2 separate regions of the Mus musculus genome follow, and region 2 is linked to region 1. Evidence: chromatin contacts called from ENCODE Hi-C or POLR2A ChIA-PET data. All regions are on one chromosome and are shown on one strand. Each heading gives the region's core, a stretch centred on a gene start or an enhancer-like site at or near the end of the contact. The rest is flanking DNA. Distances are from core to core; before and after follow the strand shown. Region 1 overlaps Ntn4 (netrin 4). Region 2 overlaps Ntn4 (netrin 4).

Region 1 (3,923 bases), core at 516-3,015:
AAGTCTGTTTCCTTTCTGGAACTCCATCCTCATGAGATCCTGCTGCCTTGACCTTCCCGGACTCTCACCGTTCTTTGTTACTTCTCACAGGTTCTGAACTCAGAGACTCCATCAGGCTCCATCTATGCTCCCCCTTCCTGCATCAGCATCCGGTCACTTTCTCCAGACAGTCAGAGAGGTGATCTCAGGGCCTACCCCCAAGCATCATTGTCCTGCCCCGCCTGATGTCCAAAGGCCTTGAAACTGTTGTTAGCAATCAGAGGTCTTCACCACCTGCCCCAGGGACCCAGCAACAGCAGGATACATTATCACAGCTGCCAAGATCATCACGAGTAGCAGATCCTCACTACATCTTCAGATAAACAGCCAGTCCCCCCTCTCTTTGCTCCCTTTTTCCCTCCACCCTCGTTGAGAGGCAGCCTCTGTATACCCTTTCCCCAATAAACTTCCTATGTGAGATCTGTCACTTGGTATGACTTCATGGTGTCCATCCCTTGGATCATGACAACCACTGCTTCACATATCTTGTCTGGTATTTAGTTATTTCAAGTGAGGGTGAACCTCATTTTTTTCATCCACCCTGATTGAAAAGTTAAGGGTAAAACCATAAAATAAAATGTTAAAATTGCATATGGGCTAGCACTTTTTAAAATATAAATTACTAGGAATAACATGTTGGAATGTTTTTGTTGTTTGGTTTGTTGTTGGAATTGGTGGTTTTCTCTTTTCTCTTCCTTTCGTTCTTTCTTCCTTCCTTCCTTCCTTCCTTCCTTCCTTCCTTCCTTCCTCCCTCCCTCCCTTCCTTCCTCCCTTCCTTCCTTCCTTCCTTCTTTCTTCTTTCTTCTTTCTTTCTTTCTTTCTTCTCTTGGTCTTTTTCAAGACAGGGCTTCTCTGTGTTTCCATGGCTATCTTGGAACACTCTGTGGATCAGGCTGGCCTCAAACTCAGAGATCCACCTATGTCGTCTGTCTCTTAAATATTCTGGTTAAAGGCATATGCCACTACTGCTTAACAGGTTTTTTGGCTTTTCGAGATGAAGTTTTACTACGTAACCCAGACTTCTTTCCAGCTCAGTGTCACCTTCCTGCTTCAGCTGACCAAGGAGTAGGACTACAGGCATATGCTGTCACACGTAGTTGAAAGTCTTATAATAAAACCAAGAGCCTGGTTGCAGTTAGTAAATAAAAAAAGACATGAAAAACAAACGTTTTTCTTCCTTTTTTTTTTTTAAAAAAAAAAAACGATTTATCCTATTTTTAATCATGTGCTTGTGTGTGGGGTATACACACGCACTTGAGTATGGATACCTGTGAGGGCCAGAAATGTCTGATCCCCTGGAGCAACCTGACATATTACATGCTCGCAGCTGAACCTGGGCCCTCGATTAGAGCCACACCCAGGAACCATTTCTCCACCCACCCACACAACTGTTAATATTCTTTAACATCAATGAGGAAGGCTACATGCCATTGCCCTCTGAAGCCTTCTGAACCTTCTGAAGGTTTTGGCATCCAACTGAAAGACGCAGAGAGCATATGCTCTGTGAGAGAAGGAGAGGTGCCCTCCTCTGCCCCACAACAGGATTCTGCCTTGGTGGATAGGGTTCCTCTTGGAAAGCCTGTGAAGTTTCGGGCTTGACAAAAGCCCTGCAGAGAGTGGGCGTTCTGAAAGGCTAGATAAGGCAAGGACGGCAGAATTGGCACGTGGGCGTCTGCAGTTGAACAGCTGGTTGGTTTAATTTTAGAACGTTTGTCCTTGACTGTAACACTCTCAGTGAAGCACCTACTTGTCTTGGAGAAGTATGTCTGACTTTTGGGCAGCACCCGAAACCTTTGGCTTACACCCCTGAAGCGTGAGGCACCCCGCTTCATCAGATAACCCACCTTTTAGAGCGGGAGAGTCTTATCTGCGGAGATAGGACAATATAACCCCATAAAGCCCTCCGTGGAGCGGGCTGAGGAATGCCGTGCACTCAAGTGACTTACTTGTCCGATAATAACCTCCTGTTGGAAGTACACAAAAGCTTCTTTGCGTGTTTCAAGGGCATATTTACGGTTTTAGCGTGATGAAAGGGCCCTTCTTAAGTATCTTCAAAAGGGAAGAAGGACAGGACCGACGGGAGTGACAAGAAAACAGCAGAGGAGCAAAGTAAAAACAAAGATTGCACTGGAAACAAATGCCCCCAAGTCCCCCGATCCATATGGAATGCTAGCGATTCCTTTAAGTCAGAAGTCAGAATCAAAAGACTCTGGCAGCAGAAGAGTCCTTAGGGCTGATGATCTGGTCCTGCAAAGCTCAGAGTGGTTTACACGATCAGTCAGCAGCTCGGCGACAGTAAGAACGAGAAGCCGGTGTTCCAGGCTCCCATTTAAGAATTTTCCCCACTAATCCCACTTACACCTTTGTAGCTATCCACTCCTGCTCTGTGGGATGAGGAAATAGAGCATATGCTGTCTCCGACTTCTACTTGTTAACCTAATAGTGGATGGGATTGACTGTATCCTTAGAAAACTGATAATACCTATTCGTGTGTCGCACATGAGAAAGCCATGAAGTATATATATATATATATATATATGTGTGTGTGTGTGTGTGTGTGTGTGTATGTGTGTGTGTGTATGTATATATATGTGTGTGTGTGTATATGTATATATATGTATATGTGTGTGTGTGTGTGTGTGTGTATAAACAAAAAGTATCAAATGTAAAGATGTCTTCAAAAAAAAAATCACTACTCTTAACAAATAAAATGGCTGGCATGCAGTGTTTCCCTGGACACCTTGCTTGCTTTGAGACACAGGCCAATCAGTGAATGCCAGTCAATGTCTAGGACTTACTGACAAGCCCCTCAGATTCTATCCATCTACCTGGGTGGCGCTTTGACACTGATGACCTGCGTCCTTTAGCGCAGGCTTGGCTCACATCCTGGCTCATCAGGATCTTCATGTTGCTTGCTCTATGACGGGAATGTACGGATGACCTCATGGTTTGCACCTGCCCTTCTCTCCCAGACCGAAGCTCATGCTGTCCCTAGAAAGCCCCCTTCCAAATCTGCTCCTCACCTGGAACACACCCCTCTGTCCTTGTCACCTGGTACCTACCCTGTGACTTGGCCAACTCACCCTGTCTTACAGGTCTCATCTCCTATAACAGTTTATTCAGGAAGTTGGCTTTCTTGTCCCTCCTCATCAAGAGCCCACCTTAGATGTCTCTCCTATGTCCTATTTCAAGACTTCCGGACTTACCATGCTCATTTCTTAATTTGTTTAATTGTCTGTATTCTTCTCTAGACTATGAGCTCTATGGACACTGAGGAGTTCCTCTCCTTGCACAGCAAAAGCTTAAGCCATATTGCAAATACCTATTTGTTAAAACCCAGACATGCTTGACAATGACTTTTAGTTATCAACAGCTTCCTTACTTCCTCCCTCCCTTCCTCCCTATTTCTCTCTCTCTTTCTCTCTCTCTCCTTTTAAATCTCATTTTATCCTTAAAGTACACCTAGGGTATGGTATTATTTATTCTCATCTTTCAGATAGAGTAACTCTGAGAAAATGCTAACTTGTTCAGGGTCATGTAGCTGGGAAGTGACTCAACTAATACCTAAACCCAGGTTGATGGAGTCCAAATTCAGCTAACTCCAGTTATTTAGAGAGTGAAAATAGATGACCAAGAGACTGGAGTCTTCCTTCTGGAGAATTAACATGATAAGAGAAGAAGCTAGGCAGAGGCAGCTGGGGGAGGGGTGGGTCAAAAGAAGAGGAGCTGAGATGGAAAGAGCCAGGAAGAAATATATAAGAAAGGGTCTGTGATGAATAGAATAGAAATTTTCCTTTCCCTTTCTTTCTTCCTTTCTCTCTCTCTCTCTCTCTCTCTCTCTCTCTCTCTCTCTCTCTCTCTCTCTCTCTCTCCCTCCCTCCCTC
Region 2 (3,756 bases), core at 438-2,937, 35 kb before region 1:
TTCATACATGCTAGGCTCTCTGTGTGTGTGTGTGTGTGTGTATGTGTGTGTGTGTGTGTGTGTGTGTGTGTGTGCATGTTACTGAATAAATGTAGAGGTCCGAGGTTAACTTGTAGGAATCAATTCTCTCCTTCCATCATGTGGGTATCAGCTGGGGGACTAAGGTCATCATCAGGCTTGGTGGTAAGCACCTTTACAAGTTGAGTCATATTGTTGGCCCACCTTTTCCCTTTTTATTTTGAGATCGGTCTCACTTAGTAGCCCAGTCTATCCTTGAACTCAATTTATAGCCCTGGCAGCCTTTGATCTTGGGAATCTCCTGCCTCAGCCTTTCCAAGTAACCGAGGTTCCAGGCCTGAGCCGTTAGGCCTTGTTTAAGTTATCTTCTATGAAATAACATTTCCCTGCTGCTGTCATTTTTGATAGACCTAAGGAAGTCTGGTATTGAAGCCTCCATTTATAGAGAAGGCCTCCGTGTTCCTTGTGTAATGATTTCTCAATGACATCTCTAAGCTTATCAGTCTATAGCACCCAGTGACACGCCTCTGTGTCTATGTGTATTTAGATATGCGGTGGGTTTCCATGGAAAGGACCAGAAAGGCACTCTTGGAATTTAGGAGAAATTCTTTAGATTCTCTTGATAAGTAATTTAGAATAAGAATCCAGACATCCCCTGAAGTCCAACTGTATTTGAAAAAAGCTAGTGCAATTGTTTTTCATTGTTTCCTCAATGTGTTATGATATTTTCCCAGACTCTGTGTCTTTAAAAGGCATAAGGTAATTTGATATTTGTGCTCAGAGGAAATCCTTCATATTTCTTAGAAACAAATTTGTTACGATTCCAGATTGGGTATGGGAAGAGATTTCTCAGAACTTTACTCACAGTACAAACAGCTTGCAGAGCTGCCAACAAGACGGAGTAGCAGGACCGTGTTATTTGCTTGTGTACTTTGTGGGATCTAAATGCTCTCCTTGAGACCCTGACGTGATACAAACATGAGCAGACCCAAGATTTAGAAGTCTCCATAGGACAGGCTTGGGATGTGAGCGTGTGTGTGTGTGTGTGTGTGTGTGTGTGTGTGTGTGTGTGTCTCAGAACATCTGACCACTCAGATGATAATGCACTACAGCTTGTCCAGTCTCTTGAGCGTTTTAAACTGCAAATAGAGACATGGTTCCCTTTCCCATGTCCTGTCATCCTGTATCTAATCCCCAAATGCAAATCCAAAATTAGTCCTAGTCAAGCGATGTCATTCTTGACTTCTGGTTTAATTTCGGGTCTGATCCATCCGTGAAAGGGGACCCATAATACCATGGGGGAAAGTATCTGATAGGCTCCTGAAGACATGGGGTCAAGTCTTCATCCCTTCATTACTAACTTTGGCAAGATACTTAAGCTAACTGAGCCTCGGTTTCCTGATTTCTAAAACAGGATTAACACCATCTGCTCTACTGGGTTGTTCTGGGGACTGACTGAACTTAAAGAGCCGTTTTCATGATTATCATTCGGTATCACAGCCACGGGAGCAGTCGGACTCTGTAATCCTGAGTCCACTCATGATTGTATCGTTTCATGTTCTCAAGGGGAGCATTTCGGTCCCACAAAGTACCCGAGCAAATAGACAGCACATTCTTGGCTACTCAGGCCAATTGGCAGCACTGCAGGCTGTTTCCAACGGTTGGAGTCACGCTGAGCGGTGATACGGGCTATGTTTGTATATGGCTTCTGTCACCCTCCACTTTATATTGAGTTTCAAGAGATAACAAGGAATTCAAAGATAAGTTTACTCTACAAAGAGGGCTTTGAGGAATGGATGCTGTTACTTACTTCTGCATTCGTTAGGAGCCCCTGTTCTGCCGTCCGCTGCCTCCCAGGGCCGGTCATTGTACAATGGTGCACAGTGCTGGCAGTGGCTGCCTGCTGTGTTGTGCTTACACATACACCTCCCGTGGACCTACAGACAACATTAAGTAAAGGCCGTGAGCAAAGGAGTAAGGCTGAGGGAGAAAGAAACCCTCCCTTCAACTTCTTCATACCCATTTATCTGTAAGGCACTAATTCACTTTTTTGAAGAAGTTAGCTAGCATGGGGGAAAAATTCTTTTAGTCTGTCTTGTGATTAACTCAAAGGAAGAAACAATACTTTTCCTTGACTATAGAATATATGGCTCCAGTGAGAAATTCTGCAGTATTGGCTAAGTATTTAAGTTAATTTTAATATCCTTAAATAAAAACATGCCTAGCACAAAATAATGCATTGTTACTGTAGAAAATTTAGAAACTTGTAATCTTTAAAAAAATTGATATCAACATTTGAAAAAATATATTCCTAGTGCCTTCAATGCAATGAAAGACCTTTTCTGCATAATATATTGGGAATATGTAATATGTAGCTAAGTGCTAGAGTGTGTACCCTTGGGTTCAATCCTTAGTACTCTATCAAAAAAAAAAAAGGAATATCTATGTACCTTTTAAAATATCCTTGTGTATAATCGAGTCTCTTGTAGGATAAGCAGTTTATTTGTGCAATCCCATACTTTCTTATTATAAAAGTATAAACTATTGATATATCTAGTGCTACCATGAATATCCCTATAACTAAGTATTTGTATAACTCTTTATTTCTCTTAAATATATTTCCTAGAAGTATAATTAATCAAAGGGCCAAAATATACTGCTCAGATTTGAATATACTTTGTCATAATTAGTGGGCTTTTCTTTTGACCCCACAACTGAATTCATGAGGTTTATCTACAACAGTGTGTTTCACAGAGAGGAATGCTTTAGCAAAATTGTTAAGAAAATAGTTGGTTTTATTCCATTGATAACATTAAAAAACTCTTTGGATTCTCAAGTGCTACCTAGGAAGAATTACCATGGAGCCCAGTAACAAAACGCATCTCTGGAAACTGATACAGGGACCGGATATGCGACTTTGTGAAATGACTCTGAATGGGGTTTATAAATATGAATCTGCAAGTTTTTCTTGAAAAACAGTAGTTAAAGTAATTCAGCATAAAAGGGGATAAATCAGCCGGGCATGGTAGCGCATGCCTTTAATCCCAGCACTCAGGAGGCAGAGGCAGGCAGATTTCTGAGTTCGAGGCCAGCCTGGTCTACAGAGTGAGTTCCAGGACAGCCAGGGCTATACAGAGAAACCCTGTCTCAAAACAACAACAACAACAACAACAAAGGGTGCTAAATCATGCCAATCGGTCAGTGAACGTTTAGTGATGAGCTTGATGATCACTCTGCTACACTGAGTTTGCTCCCCAAAGCGGCACCTTTCTATTTATTTATTTTTACTTCTGTGTGTGTGTGACTGTATGCCACATGTGTGTGGGTGCTTCCAGGGGCCAGAAGAGGGAGTTGGATCCCTAGAGCTGAAGTTACAGGCTACTGTGAGCTTCCTGACCTTGGTGCTGGGGACTGAACTAGGGTCCTCTGGGAAAGCTGAAAGCACTTTTAAGTGAAGAACATCTCTCTGGCCACAGTATTCCTTTTCTTTAAGAAAGGATGAGGAGTTGGTTGTTGCTGGAGAGATGGCTCAGTCGAAACACCCATATACATTAAAAAAAAACGGATCTGAGTTTAGGGCTCATCTGGCTCTTCAAGACGACCCAAGTTCAATTCCCAGCCACCATATGAGGGAGCTCACAGCTGCCTGTAAGTAACTCCAGCTCCAGGGGAATCCAATTCCTCTGGCCTTTGCAGGTACTTGCACTCTTGTGTGTGCACACAGCCATAATTAAAAAT

What was found. A loop is a pair of places that touch in the nucleus more often than their neighbours do. ChIA-PET counts read pairs that join two places held with the same protein, here RNA polymerase II (POLR2A).
Region 2: a map of heart shows a loop between it and region 1 (1.8-fold over the local background). The contact joins two enhancer-like sites. A Hi-C loop is called at or near these places in 3 of 37 maps with a recorded cell type or tissue (all heart). POLR2A ChIA-PET finds 5 or more read pairs at or near these places in 2 of 5 experiments (Patski and embryonic stem cell).

What each region holds. Positions count from the first base shown.
Region 1 is chr10:93,670,758-93,674,680 of GRCm38, reverse strand. The region is part of intron 2 of Ntn4 (netrin 4); the gene reads right to left. Gm15915 (predicted gene 15915) reads left to right here. Exons shown (of 6, transcript NR_038017.1): 6 at 91-463. Among named protein-coding and RNA genes, the nearest start is that of Gm15915, 11 kb to the left of the region's middle. Within about 2 kb of position 1,765, at least 1 of the 3 ENCODE cell types and tissues checked has a DNase peak (open chromatin) inside an H3K27ac peak, as active enhancers do.
Region 2 is chr10:93,705,477-93,709,232 of GRCm38, reverse strand. Ntn4 (netrin 4) reads right to left here. Exons shown (of 10, transcript NM_021320.3): 4 at 1,829-1,955. Among named protein-coding and RNA genes, the nearest start is that of Gm15915, 24 kb to the right of the region's middle. Within about 2 kb of position 1,687, at least 1 of the 3 ENCODE cell types and tissues checked has a DNase peak (open chromatin) inside an H3K27ac peak, as active enhancers do.